Linked DNA regions of Homo sapiens: region 1 is linked to region 2. The links are chromatin contacts, found by Hi-C or POLR2A ChIA-PET in ENCODE. All regions are on one chromosome and are shown on one strand. The core of a region is the stretch at or near the end of the contact, and the rest is flanking DNA. Distances in the headings are between cores, read along the strand shown.

The links. A loop is a pair of places that touch in the nucleus more often than their neighbours do. ChIA-PET counts read pairs that join two places held with the same protein, here RNA polymerase II (POLR2A).
Region 1: a map of mammary epithelial cell shows a loop between it and region 2 (2.2-fold over the local background). The contact joins two enhancer-like sites. A Hi-C loop is called at or near these places in 2 of 168 maps with a recorded cell type or tissue (astrocyte of the cerebellum and mammary epithelial cell). POLR2A ChIA-PET finds 5 or more read pairs at or near these places in 4 of 52 experiments (A673, GM12878, activated CD4-positive, alpha-beta T cell and 1 more).

The regions. Positions count from the first base shown.
Region 1 is chr21:36,223,610-36,230,565 of GRCh38, forward strand. It overlaps DOP1B (DOP1 leucine zipper like protein B), which reads left to right. Exons shown (of 37, transcript NM_001320714.2): 12 at 1,956-2,058; 13 at 4,077-4,268; 14 at 6,841-6,956. Among named protein-coding and RNA genes, the nearest start is that of DOP1B, 70 kb to the left of the region's middle. Within about 2 kb of position 5,707, at least 3 of the 41 ENCODE cell types and tissues checked have a DNase peak (open chromatin) inside an H3K27ac peak, as active enhancers do.
Region 2 is chr21:36,170,908-36,177,010 of GRCh38, forward strand. The region is part of intron 2 of DOP1B (DOP1 leucine zipper like protein B); the gene reads left to right. Among named protein-coding and RNA genes, the nearest start is that of DOP1B, 17 kb to the left of the region's middle. Within about 2 kb of position 3,109, at least 7 of the 41 ENCODE cell types and tissues checked have a DNase peak (open chromatin) inside an H3K27ac peak, as active enhancers do.

The DNA of each region.
Region 1 (6,956 bases), core at 4,457-6,956, 55 kb after region 2:
CTCAGCGCATTTTCTGGTTACATTCATCAAATCAGCTTTCCTCTCCTGGCTGCCCGATCTATTGAAAGCAGCTTAGTTTTGTGGCTTTGTGACTGGATAGAGTGTTTTTGAAACTCTTGCTGAAATGAATGTAACTGGTCAGATAAAAGCATTAATGTTTTAAGCTACTATAATCAGCTTTACCATCTCTTTTAACCGGGTGAATTGCACCACCCCTAAATTGTTTGCAGTGGCGTACCCCAGGAATACCGAGCTTTCCTGGAGAGCCCTTTCCCATGCCATTTTCTTTACGGGAGGAATAAGGTCATGTCTCAAACCCTGTTTTGTCCTGAGGCATGCTGTAAAACTTATTTCTTGTTCATCTCCACTGTAATGCTCTTGGCTGTTTCAGAGTCTTACTTCTCAGCTGCTACCACTACACTTTTCTGCCCAAATAAGCTCACAACCCTGGGAAAAATAAGTTAATTGCAATTGGATCCACAGGCAACAGCAAGGCCATATTATATTGAGGTTAGAGTATGCTTTGGTCAGCCTGGTTGTTATGTTATTTTTTATTTTATGACGGAGTCTCTGTCTCTCACCGAGACTGGAGTTCACTGGCACGATCCCAGCTCACTGCAACCTCTGCCTCCCAGGTTCAAGCGATCCTCCCATCCTGGCCTCCTAAATAGCTGAGACTACAGGCTCAGCCTCCCAAGTAACTGCGACTACAGGTGCACGCCACCACACCCAGCTAATTTTTGTATTTTTAGTAGAGACAGGGTTTCACCATGTTGGCCAGGCTGGTCCCAAACTCCTGACCTCAAGTGATCCACCCGCCTTGGCCTCCCAAATTGCTGGGATTACAGGCATGAGCCGCCGCATCTGGCCATCCTGGTTATTAAAAAAAAAAAAAGAATAAAATGTTTCTACCCAGATAGAGCTGACTCTCCATCTTTGCAACATTTTGTCCTCTTTTCATCCCAGAGTTAATCCCTGTCCTGAGATTAATGTCTGTCTTCAGTGTAACATGGCTTTGCTGTTGCCTGTGGATCCTATTACAGTTAATTTATTCATCCCAGGGTTATGAGATGAAAAGCAATAGATACTTTTTAACTTACCCATTTATCTAGTAGCCTGTTTATTTTAAAAGAAGTCTTGAATTTCAGTATAAGATAAGCAACTAACAATAGTTGATTGGTGGGGTTACACTTCTCTACAGAAGCTGAAACTTTCTAGGCAACTCAGGTGCTGATAAACTCCTGGAATTACTTGGAGAGGAGTAGTCCCAGGCCACTCCTACAGCAGGGTGAACAGCCATGTGGACTGTGGTGTTCTCCAGCCCAGCCTCGTTCCCTTGGATCGTGCTTTTGGGCTTGGACTGGGGACTTGGGATTACATCTGTCGATGGTACTCCAGGTCTCCTGGGAGACACCTGAATTGGTAGAGTTCAAGTCAGAGGGAATCTGTTTGGACACCAACAGATTCAGGACACTTATTGACACTTCTACATGTTAGATACTTTTAGTCACCAAAATTTAGTTATGAGAACTACAAAAGCTGCCTTCCATTATGTTTGAAGTAGAATAACGTTACTGGAAATTGTAAGAAATGCTTGGACTTACCGCAGGAAGAAGAATTGATTTTTTTTTTTTTTCTGAGACAGAGTCTTGCTCTGTCACCCAGGCTGGAGTGCAGTGGTGCGATCTTGTCTCACTGCAACCTCTGCCTCCCGGGTTCAAGTAATTCTCATGCCTCAGCCTCCCAAGTAGCTAGGACTACAGGCGTGGGCCACCACACCTGGCTAATTTTTTTGTACTTTAGTAGAGATGGGGTTTCACCATGTTGCCCAGGCTGGTCTCAGACTCCTGAGCTCAGACAGTCCACCCATCTCGGCCTCCCAAAGTGTTAAGATTATAGGTGTGAGCCTCCATGCCTGGCCAAAGAATGGATTTTTTCTTTGCTGTGATTTATAGACCAGTGAAGCAGCGTTACAGCGTGAGGAACAGCGTCAGCCCTCCCCCCACGGTCTCGGAGCTCTGCGCCCTCCTGGTCTTCCTGCTGGATGTCATTCCTTTGGTGAGTGCTGGGGAAGGGACATCTCAACGCCTGCTATTATTTACATTCTTACTGGTGGTGATGGCCTGCTTTATCAACCTCACATTACTGAAAATGTTTTACATAAATATGCAACACTGTTTTGATGTTTGTTTTGGCATAAAAGATATAGCTGGATGTAATCTCTTAAATTTTTAATGTCTTATTTAAAAGGGGCTATAACTTTTGGGCCAGTTGTAAGTGGGCAAAGCTGAAGTTAGGTCAACCAGCTGAAGAACTGGGTATCATTCCCGTACTACAGTTACTTTAGGGAAAGAGTCAATACATTTCCTAGTTAAAATTGTGCTGTTGGCTAATTTTCTCAAAGGAAACTAATTTCCTTAATGTAGAAACGTGCCAATTTTATTTTTTATTAGAAAGTGTAAAGCCACTTGCAAGGAGAGGAGTAACATCCTTGATTTGTCTAGATCAAATTGAAATACCGAGCCTAGCTCTGTGGTATGCGCTCGTAATTCCCAGCTACTCAGGAGGCTGAGATTGGAGCATTGCTTGAGCCCAGGAATTTGAGACCAGCCTGGACAGCATAACATGATCCAGTCTCAAACAAAAACAATAGAAATGTTCTTTTCTTTTCTCTGTCTCTCTCTCTCTTTTTTTTTTTTTCTCCTGTGACAGAGTTTTGCTCTTGTTGTCCAGGCTGGAGTGCAATGGTGTGATCTCGGCTCACTGCAACCTCCGCCTCTGGGGTTCAAGTGATTCTCCTGCCTCGGCCTCCCAGGTAGCTGGGATTACAGGCACCTGCCACTACGCCCAGCTAATTTTTTGTATTTTTAGTAGAGACAGGGTTTCACCATATTGGCCAAGCTGGTCTTGAACTCCTGACCTCAGGCGATCCACCAGCCTCGGCCTCCCAAAGTGCTGGGATTACAGATGTGAGCCACCATGCCCATCCTCTTTTCTCTTTTTTGAGATAGAGCCTCACTGTCACCCAGGCTGGAGTGCAGTGGCATGATCTCAGCTCACTGTAGCCTCATCCTCCCAGGCTCAAGCAATCCTCCCACCTCAGCCTCCCAAGTGTCTGAGACCACAGGCATGTGCCACCACATCTGGATAGTTTTAGTATTTTTTGTAGAGATGGGGTCTCACTGTGTTGCCCAGGCTGGTCTCGAACTCCTGAGCTCAAGCAATCTCCCTGCATCAGCCTCCCAAGGTGCTGGCTGGGATTATAGGCATGAGCCACTACGCCTAGTCTTCTTTTGTTTTCTGATTTGAAAATTAATATGGTATGGTGGCTCACGTCTGTAATCCCAGCACTTTGGGAGGCCGAGGTGGGCGGATCACAAGGTCAGGAGATTGAGACCACCCTGGCTAACACGGTGAAACCCCGTCTCTACTAAAAAAAATACAAAAAGTTAGCCGGGTGTGGTGGCGGGCGCCTGTAGTCCCAGCTACTCAGGAGGCTGAGGCAGGAGAATGGTGTGAACCTGGGAGGCAGAGCTTGCAGTGAGCCGAGATCACACCACTGCACTCCAGCCTGGGTGACAGAGTGAGACTTCATCTCAAAAAAATAAATAAATAAATAAATAAAATAAAATAAAATAAAAAAGAAAATTAATGTGGGTCAGGCACGGTGGCTCACGCCTGTAATTCCAGCACTTTGGGAGGCCAAGGTGGATGGATCACAAAGTCAGGAGATCGAGACCATCCTGGCTAACACGGTGAAACCCCATCTCTACTAAACATACAAAAAATTAGCCGGGCGTGGTGGTGGGCACCTGTAGTCCCAGCTGCTCGGGAGGCTGAGGCAGGAGAATGGCGTGAACCCGGGAGGCTGAGCTTGCAGTGAGCCGAGATCGCGACACTGCACTCCAGCCTGGGCTACAGAGCAAGACTCTGTCAAAAAAAAAGAAAGAAAGAAAGAAAGAAAATTAGTGTGAAATTTATGCCCTAAAAAATTGAATTAGATGCCATTTTGAGATGCATTGTTTTTCTGATTGTGAACCAACATTGTGGGGTTAACCTACACGTTTATTTCACAGGAACTTTACTCTGAGGTGCAAACCCAGTATCTCCCTCAGGTGCTCGGCTGCCTGGTGCAGCCTCTTGCTGAGGACATGGAGGCCTTAAGTTTACCTGAACTCACGCATGCCTTGAAGACGTGTTTCAAGGTGCTCAGCAAAGTCCAGATGCCTCCTTCCTACCTCGACACGGAGTCCACCAGCGGAACCTCGGTGTGTACTCTGAGGGGCAGAAATGGTTCTGGGGGCTAAAAGCAGCTTATGCCTTCCTGGGAGTAGAAAGTCTTTAGGGTTGGTTAGGATAGGAATAAAGATGAGAAGATACCCAGGTGATATGTCAAATATGCTTGTAAAACCCTCACTTTAAAAGGTTTTAGCACCTGGCATGGTACAATGGCTCACACCTGTAATACCAACACTTTCGGAGACTGGGGCAGGAGGATTGCTTGAGCCCAGGAGTTCGAGACCAGCCTGGGCAACATAGCAAGCCTTCATCTCTCTACAAAATAAAAATTAGGCCAAGTACAGTGGCCCACACCTGTAATCCCAGCACTTTGGCAAGCTGAGGCGGGTGGATCTCCTGAAGTCAGGAATTCAAGACCAGCCCAACCAACATGGCAAAACCCCATCTCTATTAAAAATACAAAAATTAGCCAGGCATGGTGGCACATGCCTGTAGTCCCAGTTACTTGGGAGGCTGAGGCTGGAGAATCTCTTGAACCTGGGAGGCGGAGGTTGCAGTGAGCCATCACGCCACTGCACTTAAGCCTGGGCAACAGAGCAAGACTCCGTTTCAAAAAAAAAAATAAATAAAAATAAGGGCTGGGCGCGGTGGCTCACGCCTGTAATCCCAGCACTTTGGGAGGCCGAGGCGGGCAGATCATGAGGTCAGGAGATCAAGACCATCCTGGCTAACATGGTGAAACCCTGCCTCTACTAAAAATACAAAAAATTAGCCGGGTGCAGTGGCGGGCGCCTGTAGTCCCAGCTACTCAGGAGGCTGAGGCAGGAGAACAGCGTGAACCCAGGAGGCAGACCTTGCAGTGAGCCGAGATAGTGCCACTGCAGTCCAGCCTAGGCGAAAAAGTGAGACTCTGTCTCAAAATAAATAAATAAAATAAAATAAAATAAAATAAAATAAAATAAAATAAAATAAAATAAAAAGGCATGGTGGTGTTCACCTGTAGTTCCATCTACTCAGGAGGCTGAGGTGGGAGGATCGCTTGAGCCCAACAGGTTGAGGCTGCAGTGAGCCATGATTGCACGGCTGCACTCCAGCCTGAGTGAGAGCAAGACCCTGTCTCTACAAAAAAAAATTTTTAAGTTTAGCACCCTTTGTTTCACCCATTCTCATGCTACTTGCCTGCTCTGTAACTGCAGTTAATGGTTAGATACAGTTAATAACTATGTAACTACAGTTAATGGGCTAGTTATAACTAGCCCTGCACTGTTTTATGTGTGTGTTTGTGGCATGTGATTTTGGTTATTTCGAATATAAGCGAGATGAGGTACTGGATTAGTTTGCTGGGACTGCCATAATAAAGTACCACAGACTGGGTGGCTTCCACAACAGACACTTGTTTTCTCATGGTTTTGAAGGCCAGGGCCTGACACGAAGGTGTCAGCAAGGTTGGCACCTCCTGAGTGCACTGGGGAAAAAGAGTCTGTCTCATGCCTCCCCCGAGCTTCTGGTGGTTTGCTGGCAATATTCAGCATTCCTCGGCTTGTCCAGGCATCAGCCCAGTCTCGGCCTTTATGTTCACTTGGCTGTCAACCTGTGTGCATGTCTGTCTCTGTGTCCAGATCTCTCCTTTTTATAAATCCAGTCCTACTGGATTTGGGCCCACTCTAATGATCTCATCTTAATTGGATCATCTGCAGAGACTCTATTTTCAAATTAAGGTCACATTCACAGGTATTGGGAGTTAGGACTTCAACCTATTTTTGGGGGACACCGTTCAACCCATAACGTACACTATTCTCTGACTTGCTTTACCTTTTTTTTTTTTTTTTTTGAGACAGAGTCTCTCTCTGTCGCCCAGGCTGGAGTGCAGTGGCATGATTTTGGCTCACTGCAACCTCCACCTCATGGGTTCAAGCGATTCTCATGCCTCAGCCTCCCAAGTAGCTGGGATTACAGGCACCCACCACCATGCCTGGCTAATTTTTTGTATTTTTAGTAGAGATGGGGTTTCACCATGTTGGCCATGCTGGTCTTGAGCTCCTGACCTCAGGAGATCCACCCACCTCATCCTCCCAAAGTGCTGGGATTACAGGCATGAGCCACCACACCTGGCCTTATTTTATTTCTTCATACCTTTATTTTACCCTCAGCTCAGTTTCCTCATTCATATTTGTTAATTTGTCGGAAACAGTTCTCGCTCTGTTGTCCAGAGAATTGTGGCAGGTGATCCGCCCGCCTCAGCCTCCCTAAGTGCTGGGATTACAGGCTTGAGCCACCACGCCTGGCAGAAACAATTCTTAAACAACTTTTTTGAACTCTAAAGGGGTTATATATTTAGACAAAAACACAAGAAAAATAGGCCCAAAAGCCAGCCTCCCCAGAGAGCATGTGGGTGTACCAGCCTCCTCTTTGCTACCCACCGCTCTCCTTCTCCTGCTTTGGGTGCCTCCTAAATTTCATTATACACTTAACACAGGGATTCTCTAGTCTGGAGAGTGATGATTTTGAAAAACAGAATTGAAATACATTCATGATTTCAACTGATACTTAAATAGCTTGGTGTTAAGAGATGCACAATTCACATCTTTTTATTTTTTACAGAGTCCAGTAAAAGGTGAAAACGGCAAAATAATTTTGGAAACAAAGGCAGTGATTCCCGGTGACGAAGATGCTTCGTTTCCCCCTCTGAAGTCTGAGGACAGTGGGATCGGGCTCAG
Region 2 (6,103 bases), core at 1,859-4,358:
CTGTTGAGTTTAAGCAGCCACCTTGAAGAATTTGCAAGATACGGTTGGGACAAAGGTGATGCTGTCAGTCCCTACCTCTGCTTTGCCTGAGGCCGCTGACATTCATGGAGAGCTCACTGCGTGCTAAGGAGTTGACGTGCATTATTGTATAATACTTAAAATGTATCTTGAGATCCGTCTCAGGTTCAACCACTTGTGCAAGGCCACTGCCAGCCAGTGGCAGAGAGAGGGCTCAGACCCCGACCAGCCTGGTTCCAAGGCCCATGCTCATGAGCAGAGCCTCCAGCCTTCTTCATGTCAGTATCTGTATAGCTTACGTAAGGGGAAAGGGCTGTGCTTCTTTGCTGCCAGGGACCCTGTCTCCATCACCCAAATGCAGTAGGCGCAATTATTAGGCCCATTTTACCGATGAAGGCTAACCTACTTGCCCAGTGTCTTATGGCAACTGAGTGGTTATTATGGATTGAATTTTGGCCTCCGTGAAAGAAACCCTGGAGTCTTAACCCTTAGTACCTCAGTATGTAACTTGATTTGGAAACAGCATCTTTACAGAGCTAATCGAGCTAGAGGAGGTCATTAGGGGGTGGCCCTAATCCAGTGTGACTGGTGTCCTGATGAAAAAGGGGAAATGTAGACACAGACATGCATGAGGGAAGGCACCATGTGAGGATGAAGGCAGAGACCAGAAAGATGCATCTACAAGCCAAGAAGTGCCAAAGAATGACAGCAAACTCCTAGCAGCGGGGGGAGAGGCACGGGACAGATTGTCTATGCAGCCTTCAGAAGAAAGCCGCTCTCTTGACACCTTGATTTCAGACTTAACATGAGAGAATACATTTCTGTTGTTGAAGCCACCTGGTGTGTGGCACTTCGTTATAGCAGCCCTAGAATGCTATGACAGTGGTAGGACAAGATCTGTTAACACCTCAGTGCTGGGGATAAGGCATTGAACACTAAGCCCCTGCTCTCATGGAAAGAAATGACGCTTTCTTGGCGAGAGACAGACGACAGATGACTGTGTGATGTCAGATGCTGAATGCTAAGAAGAAAAATAAACTGGGGAAGTGGGGTATGGAGGAAGGAGGAGGGAGTGCTATTTTAGACAGAGAGGACACTGACAGCGTGACCTTAAAGCAGAGGTTGGGGTGAAGTGAGCAAGCTGGTGGGAAGGGCAATCTGGGGCATGGGCCTGTGTCCAAGGCATGGGAAGGGGACAGGAGTAGCCAGAGGACAGAGTGACCAGAGATACAGCAGGGTCAGGCCACTGATAGGATTTTGCTCTGGCGGGGAGGGGAAGCCACTGAGCTTCCTCCCAGGGAGGCTGTGAGCAAGGGAACCTCTGCCTCACCCATTCCAAGAATTCCCCGGGCCGTCAGCAAGCACAAGAGCCAGTGTGGATGCCCGCACCATTAGGCCTGAGATCAGTTCCTGCCGTTACTGGATGTGGAGGGTTTGGATGGTGCTGGAGGGAGCACATCTTGATCAGCATCAGGAATACTTGGTTCTGTGAAACTTGCAACTTCTGCATTCAAGGGTCCCTGATAGGAGTTGGTATGAATAAAGAATTTTCTTCACTGGGTGCAGTGATGCATGCCTGTAATCCTAGCACTTTGGGAGGCTGAAGGCAGAAGGATCACTTGAGCCCAGGAGTTTCAGACCAGCTTGGGCAACATGGCAAAACCTTGTCTCTCCAAAACTACAAAAATTATCTGGCCATGGTGGTGCACACCTGTAGTCCAGCTACTCAGAAGCCTGAGGTGGGAGGATCCCTGGAGCCTCAGCCTGGAGCTCTTGCACCACTGCACTCCATCCTGGGTGACAGAGTGAGACCCTGGCTCAAAAAAAAAAAGGAATTTTTTTAAGGCTTTGGTGATCGTCACATTTCTTGGACTTATGCACAGAAATTCAGTGAGTAAGAGTTGAGAGTTGGGCGGGGCGCAGTAGCTCACCCCTGTAATCCCAGCACTTTGGGAGGCTGAGGCAGGTGGATAACCTGAGGTCAGGAGTTTGAGTCCAGCCTGGCCAACATGGTGAAACCCTGTCTCTATTAAAAATAAAAAAAATTAGCCAGGCATCGTGGCGAATGCCTGTAGTCCCAGCTACTTGGGAGGCTGAGGCAGGAGAATCGCTTGAACCTGGGAGGCAGAGGTTGCAGTGAGCCAAGATTGCACCACTGCACTCCAGCCTTGGGGACAGAGGAAGACTCTGTCTCAAAAAAGAGTTGAGAGTTGAATTAGCAAAATTCTTTATAATACAGATTTAAACAATGATATAGGACACAAAAGCTTAGGGTCAACATTCTTTTTTTTAAGGTAGGTAACTAAATGTTATAATGCATAAAACTTAGATTTGGAGGAGAAGACTCATCCAGTCAACCCTTTTTTCAACTAAGAAAACTGGTTCCCAGAAGGTCTTGGTATGTCCAGCTGTAGACAGATTCTAATGGTATCATTTTCAAACTTGCTCAATGTTTCAGCATCATTTTTAGAATTTTTCTGTGTTAGAGAATAGTTTATCTTTTTTTTTTTTTTTGAGATGGAGTCTTGCTCTGTCGCCCAGGCTGGAGTGCAGCGGCCCCGTCTTGGCTCACTGCAAGCTTCGCCTCCTGGGTTCAAGCAATCCTCCTGCCTCAGCCTCCCGAGTAGCTGGGACTACAGGCGCCCACCACCACACCCGGCTAATTTTTTTTGTATTTTTAGTAGAGACGGGGTTTCACCGTGTTAGCCAGGATAGTCTCGATCTCCTGACCTCATGATTCATCCGCCTCGGCCTCCCAAAGTGCTGGGATTACAGGCGTGAGCCGCCGCGCCCGGCCCAAGAAAAACATTTTCATCAAGTGCCCTTTTGAGCCCTGAACCCAGGTGCTCTACCAAGCCTGATTTACAGCTTTGATTTTGGAAGTGAAGGCTAATAGAAATAAATTAACTCTGGATTTAAAAATCTTATCATTAAAGCTCTTTAAAAAAAAAAAAAAGTTATAATGGTCCTAAATGAACCAGTTTTTTTTGTTTTTTGTTTTTTCGCTGCTTTTATCTGATGACACACTACGGTTTCACAGAGCAGCCATGAACAGGAAGGGCAGCATGAGGTCTGTGGTGTCACACAGTTCAGCTTCCGGAGTCTTCATCAGTTAGCTACAAGCACCTCCTGTTTAAAGCAGAGCCTCCTGATGGTGTGTTTCAGAATTAGTGCTGCAGTGTGGTGGGAAGAACACGGGTTGGAGCTTGGAGACCTAGTGAACTACTCCAGCCCTTTACAGATCGGCTGCAAGAACTCTTTACCTAAAAACTTGGTGAGAGGCCAGGCGTGGTGGCTCACGTGTGTAGTCCCAGCACTTTGGGAGGCCAAGGTGGGTGGATTACTTGAGGTCAGGAGTTTGAGACCAGCCTTGCTGACATGGCGAAACCCCGTCTCTACTAAAAATGCAAAAATTAGCCGGGCGTGATGGCAGGCACCTGTAATCCCAGCTACTTGGGAGACTGAGGCAAGAGAATTTCTGGAACCTGGGTGGCGGAGGTTGCAGTGAGCCGAGATTGCACCACTGCACTCCAGCACTCCAGCCTGGGTAACCAAAAACCAAAATAATAAATAAATTAATAAAAACTTGGGTGAGTCCAACAGAATCCTTCTTCTTTTTTTGAGGCTGGAGTGCAATGGCATGATCTCAGTTTACTGCAACCTCTGCCTCCTGGGCTCAGGCCATCCTCCTGCCTCAGCCTCCCAAGTAGCTGAGACTACAGGCATGTGTGCGCTACCATGCCTGGCTAATTTTTGTATTTTCTTTTCATAGAGACAGGGTTTCACTATGTTGCCCAGGCAGGTCTCAAATTCCTGAGCTCGAGTGATCCTCACAAAGTGCTGGAATTATAGGCGTGAGCCACCGTGCCTGGCCGGGATCCTGATTTTTTACCCCTGCCTGAATCAACTCCTCTTCCCTGTTGACTAGTATTAGTTCACATAAATCCTCTTCAGCCTGGAGTCTGTGTTAGTCTGCTAGGGCTGCCATAACAAAATACCACTGGCAGAGTGGATTAAACAACAGATTGTTTTGTTTCACAGTTCTGGAAGCCAGAAGTCCAATATCAACGTGTCGGCAGGGTTGGTTCTTCTGAGGCCTCGCTGCCTGGCTTGGAGATGGTGTCTTCTCCCTGGGTCCTCACAGGATCATCCCTCTGGGTGTATCTGTATCCAGATTTCTTCTTCTTCTTCTTTTTTTTTTTTGAGATGGAGTCTCACTTTGTTGCCCAGGCTGGAGTGCAGTAGCACGATCTTGGCTCACTGCAACCTTCACCTCCCAGATTCAAGCGATTCTTCTGCCTCAGCCTCCAAAGTAGCTGGGATTACAGGTGCCTGCCACCACAGCCAGCTAATTTTTGTATTTTTAGTAGAGATGTGGTTTCACCATGTTGGCCAGGCTGGTCTCGAACTCCTGACCTTAAGTGATCCGCCCGCCTCGGCCTCCCAAAGTGCTGGGATTACAGGCGTGAGCCACCACGCCTGGCCCAGATTTCCTCTTCTTACAAGGACACCAGTCAGACTGCATTAGGGCTCACCCTAACTGCTTCATTCTACTTTGATTACCTATTTAAAAATCCTGTCTCCGGCCGGGTATGGTGGCTCATGCTTGTAATCCCTTGGCCTATGGGAGGCCAAGATGGGTGGATCACTTGAGGTCAGGAGTTCAAGACCAGCCTGGCCAACATGGTGAAATCCTGTTTCTATTGAAAATATAAAAACGAGCTGGGTATGGTGGCGCATGCCTGTAATCCCAGCTACTCAGGAGGCTGAGGCAGGAGAATCACTTGAACCCAGAAGGTGGAGGATGCAATGAACCAAGATGGCACTGCTGTTCTCTAGCCTGGGCAACAGAGTGAGACTCTGTCTCAAAAAAAAGAAAGAAAAGAAAAAGAAAAAGAACCTGTCTCTAAATACAGTCCCAGTCTCAGGTGGAGGTCAGGAAGGGCTTTGCCATAGGAGTTTGAGAGGGATACAGTTCAGCCATGACAGAATGTGATGAGGAGGTGCAGGCTGTCTCTCCACCTGTCACCTGTTTACAAAGCTGATCTCTGGTAGAAGCCCAGATGGTCTTTTATCACACACCTTGTGGAGGAACAGAGGAAGTGTGATTTCTTTAGTCTTGTTCTTGATCCAGGAGCCCAGTGAGGAGCTTCGACTTTGGGGTGTGTGTGCGTGTGTGTGTGTGTGTGTGTGTGTGGTGATACAGTTAAGCACCCAGAACTGCTGAGTCAGGAAAGCGTTCCAGGTGATTTGTGCCCCCTCCACCGCATGCCAAGAGCTCTGCACCAGCTTATTTATGGGGCACTGCATTGTGGGGGTATCCTACATGTCTGCTGGGGGTGGCCCTTTCAGCCTTCCTCCCCCACTGGAGCCTTGGTGCTGCTGCCACAGTTGACTCTGCACTCCTTATCCCTGCTGGCCAGACCCTGCATGCTCAGTGCCTAGAACAAGGCTACGAGCCCTGCCAGCCTCCTTGTGTATGAGCTGCATCTTTCAGCCTGCAGGGTGCCTGGTTTCATCTCAGCATCTCACTTGTAGGGCATCCTCTGTTAGAGCGTGACACCTAAATTTGGGGCTATGATTTTAGCCATTTTCTAGCAACCTTTGTTCTGATGACCTCTGTGGCTATGACCGTGAGGGTGGAGGTGGCCAGGTAAGTGCAGGGCCAGGGTCATCGTGGAATGATAAGGGCCTGAATTGCCTTCTGAGAAGACACCAAATGGAAAGGATGCTGTTGATGGGAATTCTTGACTGGCTTCACGTTAAACTAGATCCTGTACCTCTGCAGGAGAGGGGCCAGCCCAGCATCCATTTGTCTCTGGCAGTGTCCTGATGCTCTTGGCACCAGTATTTAGAAGATGCAGATCCAACTCCCGTTTTTTTCCCTCCCCTCCCCTTTCTTTTCTTTTTTGAGACAGAGTCTCACTCTGTCACCCAGGCTGGAGTGCAGTGACCCAATCTTGGCTCACTACAACCTCCACCTCCCAGGTTCAAGTGATTCTCCTGCCCCAGGCTCCTGAGTAGCTGGGATCACAGGCATGCGCCACCACACCTGGCTAATTTTTTTTGTATTTTTTGTAGAGAC